Linked DNA regions of Homo sapiens: region 2 is linked to region 1. The links are chromatin contacts, found by Hi-C in ENCODE. All regions are on one chromosome and are shown on one strand. The core of a region is the stretch at or near the end of the contact, and the rest is flanking DNA. Distances in the headings are between cores, read along the strand shown. Region 1 holds the start of SLC7A11 (solute carrier family 7 member 11). Region 2 holds the start of MGST2 (microsomal glutathione S-transferase 2).

Region 1 (5,176 bases), core at 898-3,397:
ACTCTTAGTTTACAAGCTTAGAACTGGCAATTTTAAGAGTTCAAGGCAATTCAACATTTTCTTTATAAACTGCATTTTCTACAGATTTTGGGGTGCTTAGAAGAGGTACACTGGTGCCCTTAGCAGCAATGTGCAGCTTTGCAAACATTCTGAGTGGTGGCCTCTATCTTACATGAAAGTACAATCCTTTTGGTTTTTAGTCTAACATCAGCCATTTTTCTTCATAATTAAAAAAAAAATACTGTGAGGAGGAAAATGTTATTTAATATTGAAAGAATAATCGTCCTTTATAATTCATTCAGTTTCCTATCTGAGTGGGGTCTTTGGCTCAACTTATGAGTTCAGTTATTTATAACAAAATTTAAAATTAAAGTGTGACACTGTGTTAATTAGAGAAAGTTGCTGTTCCCTGAGATTCCTAGTGTCCTACTTTTACCTCATATTTCTTCAGAGCTAATATGTTTCTCTTACTGGGAAAGAAGAGCTGCTCCTTAGGTCCATTAATCAGGAAAATTGTGTGAGTGAAAGGAGATGTAGGAGGAGGAAGAGAATTGGAAAGAAAAGAATCTCTATTTAGCTTCCTTCTTTGGGAGTTTTAGCAGGATTGCATGAGGAAAATGATCCATTTTTGTTTTTTGAAAGACATTAACAACTGAGAAAAAGTATTTATTTTGGTTTTATAAAAACTTTAACTTGGTGTAGCTGAAACCAATTATATAGAATTTAGATAGATAATTTAAAAAGGAGAAAATGTAGCCTCAATTATTTGGATGGCAAAGCATTGAGGTGGTGTCATTTTCTCAGGTGTCAACATAACAGAAAATGGTTCTGACCTTTTCCATGCTACTTTCCTAATGGCGATTTCTCATTTCTTTCTTTGATCATCCTCACCATACTTGACTCCCTTCTTTCCCTGCCAACCTCTCGCACACAGGCTTTTTGTTTGTGGTTTTTGTTCAAAGGTTCAGAAGCTTATTTAATGGTGCGTATAAAGGTAGCTTCAGGGTAATGATAACATTCAATTCTTCTCACTGAATCCAAAACCACATGTAACTATAGCCAAAAATGATATCTAGGATTTCTTTTCTTTTCATATTTGTTTTTTCTTGACACTTGGTTGAGAAAGTTAGAAGGGTTTAAAAATGTTTTGCCTTTTTGACTATTGCAAAGTAAATATTTTAATTTAGCTTACATTTTTAATGCATTTTAAATTTATAATAATAACAATAGTTTATATAATGTGGAAAAAAGTCATACATAATATCATTACTTTCTATAACTACCATTCTGTTTTCCTTTACAGGCTTTTGCTATATACATATTTTTATGTAATTGTAATTGTGTAATTTTGAACTTAGAAATTTTTTTTGGTAATTCAAAGGAACAACATGACAATGAAGGATATGTATCTTTTACATAGTTCAAAAAAATCACCTAGTGCTAATGAGAATCAGAAAATGACTATTTTCTGGAGTCATGGTGAATTTTGTATTAGTCACACTCGGATGGTGATTTAAAATACTGGTTTATTATGAGTAGTAAGAAATAATTTTATCTTTTAATGTTGAGGAAGGCTTATAGTTGTGTGTATGTGACAGAAGTATAAAGTGTAGAATCTTTAATTTTGTAAATATTGGATTTGACTGTATTGCCTTATAAAAAACTCAAAATAAAAAAATAAAAAGCATTACACAAATTATGAAATTCAAACTGTGTTGTTATAAACAATGTAGCTTTAGGATACATTCTACTCACAAAACAGTCGCATGTAAAATGTTTTTATACACGCATTAAAGAAAAAGAAACTCCTTAAAATGAAGTAACTATTTCCTGTTTCATTTTGTTTGAACAGCTTTTGTTGCTCACTACGAGTTGCTTTAAATCTCTGGGAAGGTCTGTTCCGAATTTACTACTTCTGGATTGGCTAAAATCTCTTTAAAGTGTGTGCTTTGTTCTCTAAAAAGCTTAGGTCAGTTGAGCAACAAGCTCCTCCTGTTTTTTTCTTTTTTTAAAAAAAAGAGCTGAGTAATGCTGGAGGCTTCTCATGTGGCTGATGCAAACCTGGAGAATTTGCATCATCATTTAGCTGTAGTAAGTTGGTGTGACAGGCAGGCGCTTAAATACAAGCCCATGAGGAAGCTGAGCTGGTTTGTAATGATAGGGCGGCAGCAGCAGCAGCAGCAGCAGTGGTGGAACGAGGAGGTGGAGAATTGAGAGCACGATGCATACACAGGTGTTTCTGAGTAGTAATTAGATCGCTGTGAAGGAAAAAGCACACCTTTGAGTTTTCACCTGTGAACACTATAGCGCTGAGAGAGACAGTCTGAAAGCAGAGGAAGACATCGATCAGTAACACCAAGAGACACCAAAGTTGAAAGTTTTGTTTTCTTTCCCTCTGTTTTATTTTTCCCCCGTGTGTCCCTACTATGGTCAGAAAGCCTGTTGTGTCCACCATCTCCAAAGGAGGTTACCTGCAGGGAAATGTTAACGGGAGGCTGCCTTCCCTGGGCAACAAGGAGCCACCTGGGCAGGAGAAAGTGCAGCTGAAGAGGAAAGTCACTTTACTGAGGGGAGTCTCCATTATCATTGGCACCATCATTGGAGCAGGAATCTTCATCTCTCCTAAGGGCGTGCTCCAGAACACGGGCAGCGTGGGCATGTCTCTGACCATCTGGACGGTGTGTGGGGTCCTGTCACTATTTGGTGAGTGCGACTTTTTCTCTCGTGGGGGCGTGGCTGTGGGGCTGGAAAGCTTGCTTTCTGGGAAAGCAAATGGTAGTTTTTGAGGAGTGAATGGATGGCAAAGGCCACACCAAATTTTTAAAATTTTTGTTCGGGTACGTGAACTACCCAGATGCAGCATCCGCTGTTGGTGTGATCTGGAACACCCTCAAATTGCTTCCTACAGGCTGTACTTTCTTTTCCTGACTAAGACAGGCTATCTTCTGACTTTTCTCTGTGGTGATGAGAGCAAAGGCTAACTTTCATGACCCAGTAAAAAACATGCACACTTTCTGTGCCGGGCAGTTGTACACTTAGCTTGGGCATTCTGGCAGCTGGCATGCTGAATGAGACACCTGTGAAGTGGAACCTGGCATGGGCTATTTAGACATAGAACGGAGTGTTCAGCAGAAGTCTTACTGACTTTTTATTAGCCAAACAAATGGGTGGCAGTCTTTATAAAAATATTTTTTAAGTTCATGTGCTTGTCACCTCTTAATATCCTTTCAAAAGTCCTTGACATGGGAGAGATGTATGATGGCGCATAACTCAATCCCTATCATAATGGGGTATATTGCAATGGCCTGAGCATATTTCAAATTACTTTTCAACCTTTCATCTCTTCTCAATACCCATACACTTTTGCAATATAAGTTTTAAAACTTCAGTTGGGCGTTAGTTTTCTGTACTTGCCCAGATCTGTTTTTTTCATTATATTTCACTTGTTCTCCAGGGACACAGAGAATTTGTCCACCTGTTCACTAAATTAATCTGAAGGGAACTGGCAGAAGTATAATTATGAATTTTTCTTCAAAGTTTATGTCTCTTCTATTGATCTGAGAATTAATAGTAAAGAGGTAAATAAATGCCCCCTTATGGAGTAGGCAAATTACTAGAGAGCTACCTGAGTTTGTTGTAAAGATGATAAAAACTGGTGAACTGTCAAACATTAAATTTGATTTATGCTATGAGGATTTATTTACTCTTCTTGGGAAAGATTCTGTACTTTAAAGTTGCTCTTTGTCTTAACTCTGGGACTAACACTAACTAACAAGTACTAACGCTAACTCTAGGACTAATTAACAAGTACTAACTCCTGTTCCCATGTGTACCAATCAATTCATTCTTTCTACTCAGGCCTTGTGATGTTTTAAATCATTGGTTTGACACTCATCTAGAGAACTCAAATTCCATTTTTTTTTTTTTTTTGAGACAGAGACTCGCTCTTTGCCCAGGCTGGAGTGCAGTGGTGTGATCTCGGCTCACTGCAACCTCCGCCTCCCAAGTTCAAGCAATTCTCCTGCCTAAGCCTCCCGAGTAGCTGGGACTACAGGTGTGTGCCACCACGTTGGGCTTATTTTTCGTATTTTTTAGTAGAGATGGGGTTTCACCATGTTAGCCAGGATGGTCTCGATCTCCTGACCTCGTGATCCACCCACCTCAGTCTCCCAAAGTGCTGGGATTACAGATATGAGCCACCGCGCCCGGTCCTCAAATTCCATTTTTAGGAAGAAGTTATTTTAAATAGAACTTGTTAAAACAAGTAGTATAGAAAGATTTATAGAGGAATTATTTGGGGTTTTTAGAGAGAGTTTGTGGTATTATTTATAACTAACTTGTGCTTTATTAAATATTCAGTAACAATTGTGTATCATTATTTCCCAGTATTACTTCCCATCTTTATAAAATAATTTGGAGTAATATCATTATGAAAAACTCTAATAGTACCCTTAGCCACTATTAATATTAAAATAGCTCTGGTATATGCACTTATAGAAAAAGAGAAACCTAATTGTTGATCATCTTAAATGATTTTGTGCACCCTCAGCCTTTAAATCTTCCTACAGCACTTTATATATTCAGAATAAATCAATATCTAATCAGAAAAACCACAACCAGTTTACTGGACTTTGCGTACTTATGTGCATGCAGCTTCCACTATGTGATTCAATTTTTGCACATAATAAAAGATTATTCAGATGTAATAAAATAGATCAGTATGAGTATTGAACTAGTTAAAGTGTGTTGACTTGCACTATGAAAATATGCTTATGCATAAGTATTACATATCATCTGAAGCAAAAGCTCAAAAAAAAATAAAAAGAGAGAAACAGCTAAGGAGACTAGCTAACATTACACTTGAGTTGGTATTCTTTGATTAGTAATTGCAGGGAGTGTGCTCTTGTATTAATCTACTTATCTTTATTTGCATTGCATTTGTCACTTAAGTTACCAGAAGCTTTTGGACAGGAGTGCCTCTGTAACAGCAAGCAAAGCAAAATCTGAAGAAAAAATAATCCTTCTTTTTAAAAAGACTCTAGAACTTTGGGACCAACTGTAAAGAATCTGTACATTTGGTTTAATACATATATATACTTTTTTTTTAAGTGAAGGGTCAATACATGGATTTTTACATCTTGTTTTGAACTTTTTTCATCTGGGCAAAATGGTTATG
Region 2 (4,856 bases), core at 277-2,776, 1.4 Mb before region 1:
TGTGAGTCAGGATGCTACCAACAGTGAGCCTTAGACCTGCTAAATTAGGTTTAGCCTAAAGCTGCCTTCTGACATATTTTAAGTTCAGCCTAAAGGTTTCTCCGTACATCGTGAACTATATGCTTCCGTTTTCTGGGAGTCGCTTTCCTTTTTCTGTCCATAAATCTTCTTCTACCACGTGGCAGCCCCAGAGTCTCTCTGAACCTATTCCGGTTCCCCATGCCCAACTGTGAATCGTTCTTTGCTCAATTAAACTCAGTTAAATGTAATTTGTCTAGGGTTTTCCTTTTAACAGATCTAAGTGCTTCTTTAATTAGAAACAAATATCCTGCTCTTCTCCACAACAGATTGTGTGAATCAAACCACAAAACGTGAGTCTGAAGGTTCAAGATCTTCATACAATCTCAAAACAGACTGGCTAGGCAAGACATTGAGCATGCACGGAGGCCTGGACTGGATCCTCAGCTGTGAGGCCTTCCTGCTTCTGGCTGTTTGTGTAACCTGAGCAGTCTACGGCTTGGCCCTATTTCCTGGTACAGGCATACTTGGAAATATAAAGAAATATGCATGCTTGGTAAGAAGTCTTGCACTCTTGCACTCGGACCCCTTTCCCCAGCTGACATTGTAGGTAAGATAATATGAATTGAGCAAATGTGACTCCCATGGAGTAAAAGCCCTCTATTTAACCAGGCAGTCGAGATATTGAATAATCCTAGTGGGAAGCTGTTTTAAAATTTAGAGCTAATTACTTAATCTAAAGCTAATATTTCTGAAGGAAGTTTTTTTCAATCTGATAATCATACCACCATAGGCAGTTTATTTAAGAAAACACATTAATTAAAACATCAACGTTCAAGAAATCACAACCAGGTTTAGAAGCAGGCACGTTTCCTTTGGAACACTTGTAATTAATATTCACACCACTTCCTGCAGGTTAGCAGGCTACTAACGCTCGTTTGAACGGGCTGTGGGTCGTAATCACAGATGATGCAGAATCGCTGAGCTCTGAGGCCCCACAGCGTTCCAGTTGGGAGAACTAATCTCTGGAATGTTCTCAGTCTCTGCTTGCCCCTGGGAAGGAGGGTAGCAGGCGGCATGGGTGACCCTGAGGCGACTGTGCTCTGAGGACCCAGAGCTACCTGCAAGGGCAAGTAGGAAACAAAACACCGGACCCATCTCCCTCCCTCCCTCTCTCTCCCGCAAGCCTTGTCACACACACACACACACGCACACACGCGCACACACACGAACTTCCCATGCCTCTTACTTTGCTGACAGGCCGAGAGAATAGAGACAGCAGCCAGCAGGATCGAGTTCCCGGCCATCTTTCTCACGGAACTATTTGTAGAGCGCACGGGAAGATAAATGGCGCTTCTTGACTTTGAATGCTGACCTTCCTTATCGGGTAAACAAAGTTGGGGACCGGGTGGGGGGAAAAGGCTGATTCAAGCGGCTGAATGACCTTTGCTCTGGAACAGAAGTCAGGAAGGCAGGCAGGTCTGGGGCTGCCGGTCACAGATCTTTATGGGGCTGGGAGTTGCTTCCGGCGTTTGTTTTAAGCCTCTCCCACGGCCAGCGGGCAGGGCTGTAGCTCACTGTGGGACCAGCCCTCCAGCCGCAGTGCCAGTTACACTATCTTCTCTGCCAATGCACAGACTCTCTGGATCCCTTTCATCCCCACGCCCTTCCCTCCTAGGGCCTTGCTGAGACCTTTCTCACCTCCTGTGGAAAAAGTGAGAAGGAACTACTTACTTAATCCTGTTGACATTTTAAATGCTAATTTAAGCCAGTTCTAATGTATTCACGCTCTGAATGGCCGATTTAGGATTTGAACCCAGTCTAGCAGATTACAACTGTGCCCTATCCCCTGCACCAGGCTGCCTCTCACTGTCACCTAGAGACTCTGATAATAATCATACTTTTTTTTTTTAAGACAGGGTCTTGATCTGTCACCCAGGCTGGAGTGTGTGGTGGCACGATCATAGCTCACTGCAGCCTCCAACTCTTGGGCTTAAGTAATCCTCCTGCCTCAGCCTCCCAAGTAGCTAGAACTACAGCCACAAGTCACTGTGCCCAGCCATTTTTAAAAAAATAAACCGGCCGGGCGCGATGGCTCACACTTGTAATCCCAGCACTTTAAGAGGCCAAGGAGGGTGAATCACGAGGTCAGGAGATCAAGACTATCCTGGCTAACACAGTAAAACCCCTTCTCTACTAAAAATACAAAAAATCAGCTGGGCATGGTGGCACGAACCTGTAGTCCCAGCTACGCAGGAGGCTGAGGCAGGAGAATCTGCTCTTTAGAGATGCAGATTCTGGCCTGGAAGGATGGCTCATGCCTGTAATCCCAACAGTTTGGGAGGCTGAAATGGGCAGATGGTTTGAGCTCAGGAGTTCGAGACCAGCCTGGGTAACATGGCAAAACCCCATCTCTTAAAGAAATACAAAAATTAGCAGGGCATGGTGGCACGTGCCTGTAGTCCCAGCTACTTAGGGGGCTGAGGCAAGGGGATTGCTTGAACCCAGGAGCCTGAGACTGCAGTGAGCCAAGGTCGTTCCACTGCACTTCAGCCTGGGTGACAAAGTGAGACCCTGTCTCAAACAAATAATAAAAATAAAGATGCAGCTTCCCAAAAACCAGAGCTGGGGGCCTTTCCTCACCCCATCCTACAGCACCATTAGAGGGTATATCTTGGCTCAAGCTGCTATAACAAAGATACCATAGACTGGGTGGCTTACAATAGCAATTTATTCGTCACAGTCCTGAAGGCTGGGAAGTCCAAGATGACAGTGCTGGCCAATCAGTTCCTGGTGAGGGCCCTCTTCCTGGTTTGCAGAAGGACACCTTCATGTTGGAGACAGAGAAAGAGTAAGCTTCCTGGTCACTTCTTATAAGGGCACAGATCCCATTATGGGGGCCTATGCTCATAACCTCACCTGTAGCTAATTATCTGCCAAATGCCTGATAACATCACGTTGGGGGTTAGGGTCTCAACATATGAATTGCAGAGGGGACACAAACATTTAGTCCCTAGCAGGGAGCTCCCAGTGTCTTCTGGGGAGGGCAGTTGCCTCAGCCTCACACAGACCCTACAATTTAATAACACAACCTTGGGCCTCTCTGAGCCTCCATTTAATAAGATAGGGCTAATAAGAGCTGAAGAGAAGTTTAAATGACATAATCCTATTCTAAGGATTGAATTAGTTAATACTTATAGAGCACTTAAAACAGCACCTGGCATATACAAATGTGTTCTGTGTGTCTGCAAAATAAACACATAAAGTATCTAGACAAGTACTTAGCATATAATGTACCTAATGTTAAAAAATACTTTCAGAGGCAAAAATCATGCCTTTCATACAACATAAAATGAAAACATATCAAAATTTTTATGTAACTCATTCATGAGGGAACCAGTAAGATGTTATAACCAGTTCAAAGTAGAATTCATGGAACTACACATATACAGGAAAGAAGGAATAACAAAATTAATTTATAAATAGTTGCAAGCCAGGTCTGCTCAAAGTTTCTGTTGGTCTTCAGGCTTCCTTGGCTGTTTGCTCTTGAAATCATTGACAACTAAGATTAGATAAGAAAGTAGAGCCAAGAAGCTGGGGCAGCACCAAAACATTCTTGTATACTCAGTTTAATAGTTTTGGGCTTCAGTACATGGCAGAGATTCTAAACTGCAAACTAGCTGCCCTGAACCCATATCACCATCTACTATAATAACCTCCCAAATGACAGATCTCGAAGGAGAGGTCTACATTAGGCCTGGGGACAGGCAGAGGCTCTCAAAGTCAGAGAACGGCTCGGGAAGAGAGGAACAACAGCAGGAGGAGCTGAGCAGAGAATTGTGGCCCTGGCTGATGACTGTAACTTTTGGGTGTTGGTAACTCTTATTTTGAGAAACTCTTGGGTACACCTGTACTAGTCAACTGGTTTAAAATCTACAACTTCCGGCCGGGCGTGGTGGCTCACGCCTGTAATCCCACACTTTGGGAGGCCGAGGTGGGCGAATCACCCGAGGTTGGGAGTTCCAGACCATCCTGGCTAACACGGTGAAACCCCGTCTCTACTAAAAATACAAAAAAATTAGCCGGGCGTGTTGGCGGGCGCCTGTAGTCCCAGCTACTCGGGAGGCTGAGGCAGGAGAATGGCGTGAACCTCGAAAGCGGAGCTTGCAGTGAGCTGAGATCGTGCCACTGCACTCCAGCCTGGGTGACAGAGCGAGACTTCGTCTCAAAAAAAAAAAAAAAATGAAACTTCCCAGCTTCTGGACAAATCCTGAGGTTCCCTACTGACTTCTCCCAGCCAATCTTAAGTCAGTCCCCCAAATCCAGATTCTAAGAGATGGTTGACACAAAGTAAAAAAATAAAAAATCAATTAATCAATAAAATCTCAAGTGCTTCAAAACCCCACGTGTCTATTTAAAAAGATCTTCATTGTCGGTATATGTAGTTATTGCCTCTAGGAAAGTATAAAAGAATAGAGCATTGTATAATGAAATGTTTATCACCTTCTGCAGTGATAAAATTTCCAGGTGACCCACAGCTGAAATACTGCCATAGCATTAACAAAAACTCACAAAAATTAGAGTTTCTCTGTACGTTTTCCCTGGATTGGTTGAAGAGGAATGGCATTTTCCCTGAATGTTGTTCCCATAGATCCTTCTAGTATGTTCCATTTATTACATTTTTCTATGAAAAGGAAAATAAGAGGACAAACAGCATACTGGTAATTGCTATGGTCTGAATGTTTGTCCCCTCCAAAACTCATGTTAAAATTTAACTTCCATTATAATGGTATTAAGAGGTAGGACAATAAGGGGTGATTAGGCCATGAGAGCTCTGC

The links. Hi-C counts contacts between places; a loop is a spot of excess contacts on that map. Pooled maps may share reads with other maps.
Region 2: a loop to region 1 is called in a pooled map, with 5 times the contacts of the local background. The contact joins the promoter of MGST2 here to the promoter of SLC7A11 in region 1. A Hi-C loop is called at or near these places in 6 of 50 pooled maps.

What each region holds. Positions count from the first base shown.
Region 1 is chr4:138,239,320-138,244,495 of GRCh38, reverse strand. It overlaps SLC7A11 (solute carrier family 7 member 11), which reads left to right and starts at 2,147. Exons shown (of 12, transcript NM_014331.4): 1 at 2,147-2,703. The coding sequence starts at 2,427. RefSeq lists enhancers at 1,893-2,132, 1,602-2,801.
Region 2 is chr4:139,662,489-139,667,344 of GRCh38, reverse strand. It overlaps MGST2 (microsomal glutathione S-transferase 2), which reads right to left and starts at 1,526. Exons shown (of 5, transcript NM_002413.5): 1 at 1,268-1,526. The coding sequence starts at 1,325. RefSeq lists enhancers at 1,302-1,471, 768-1,967.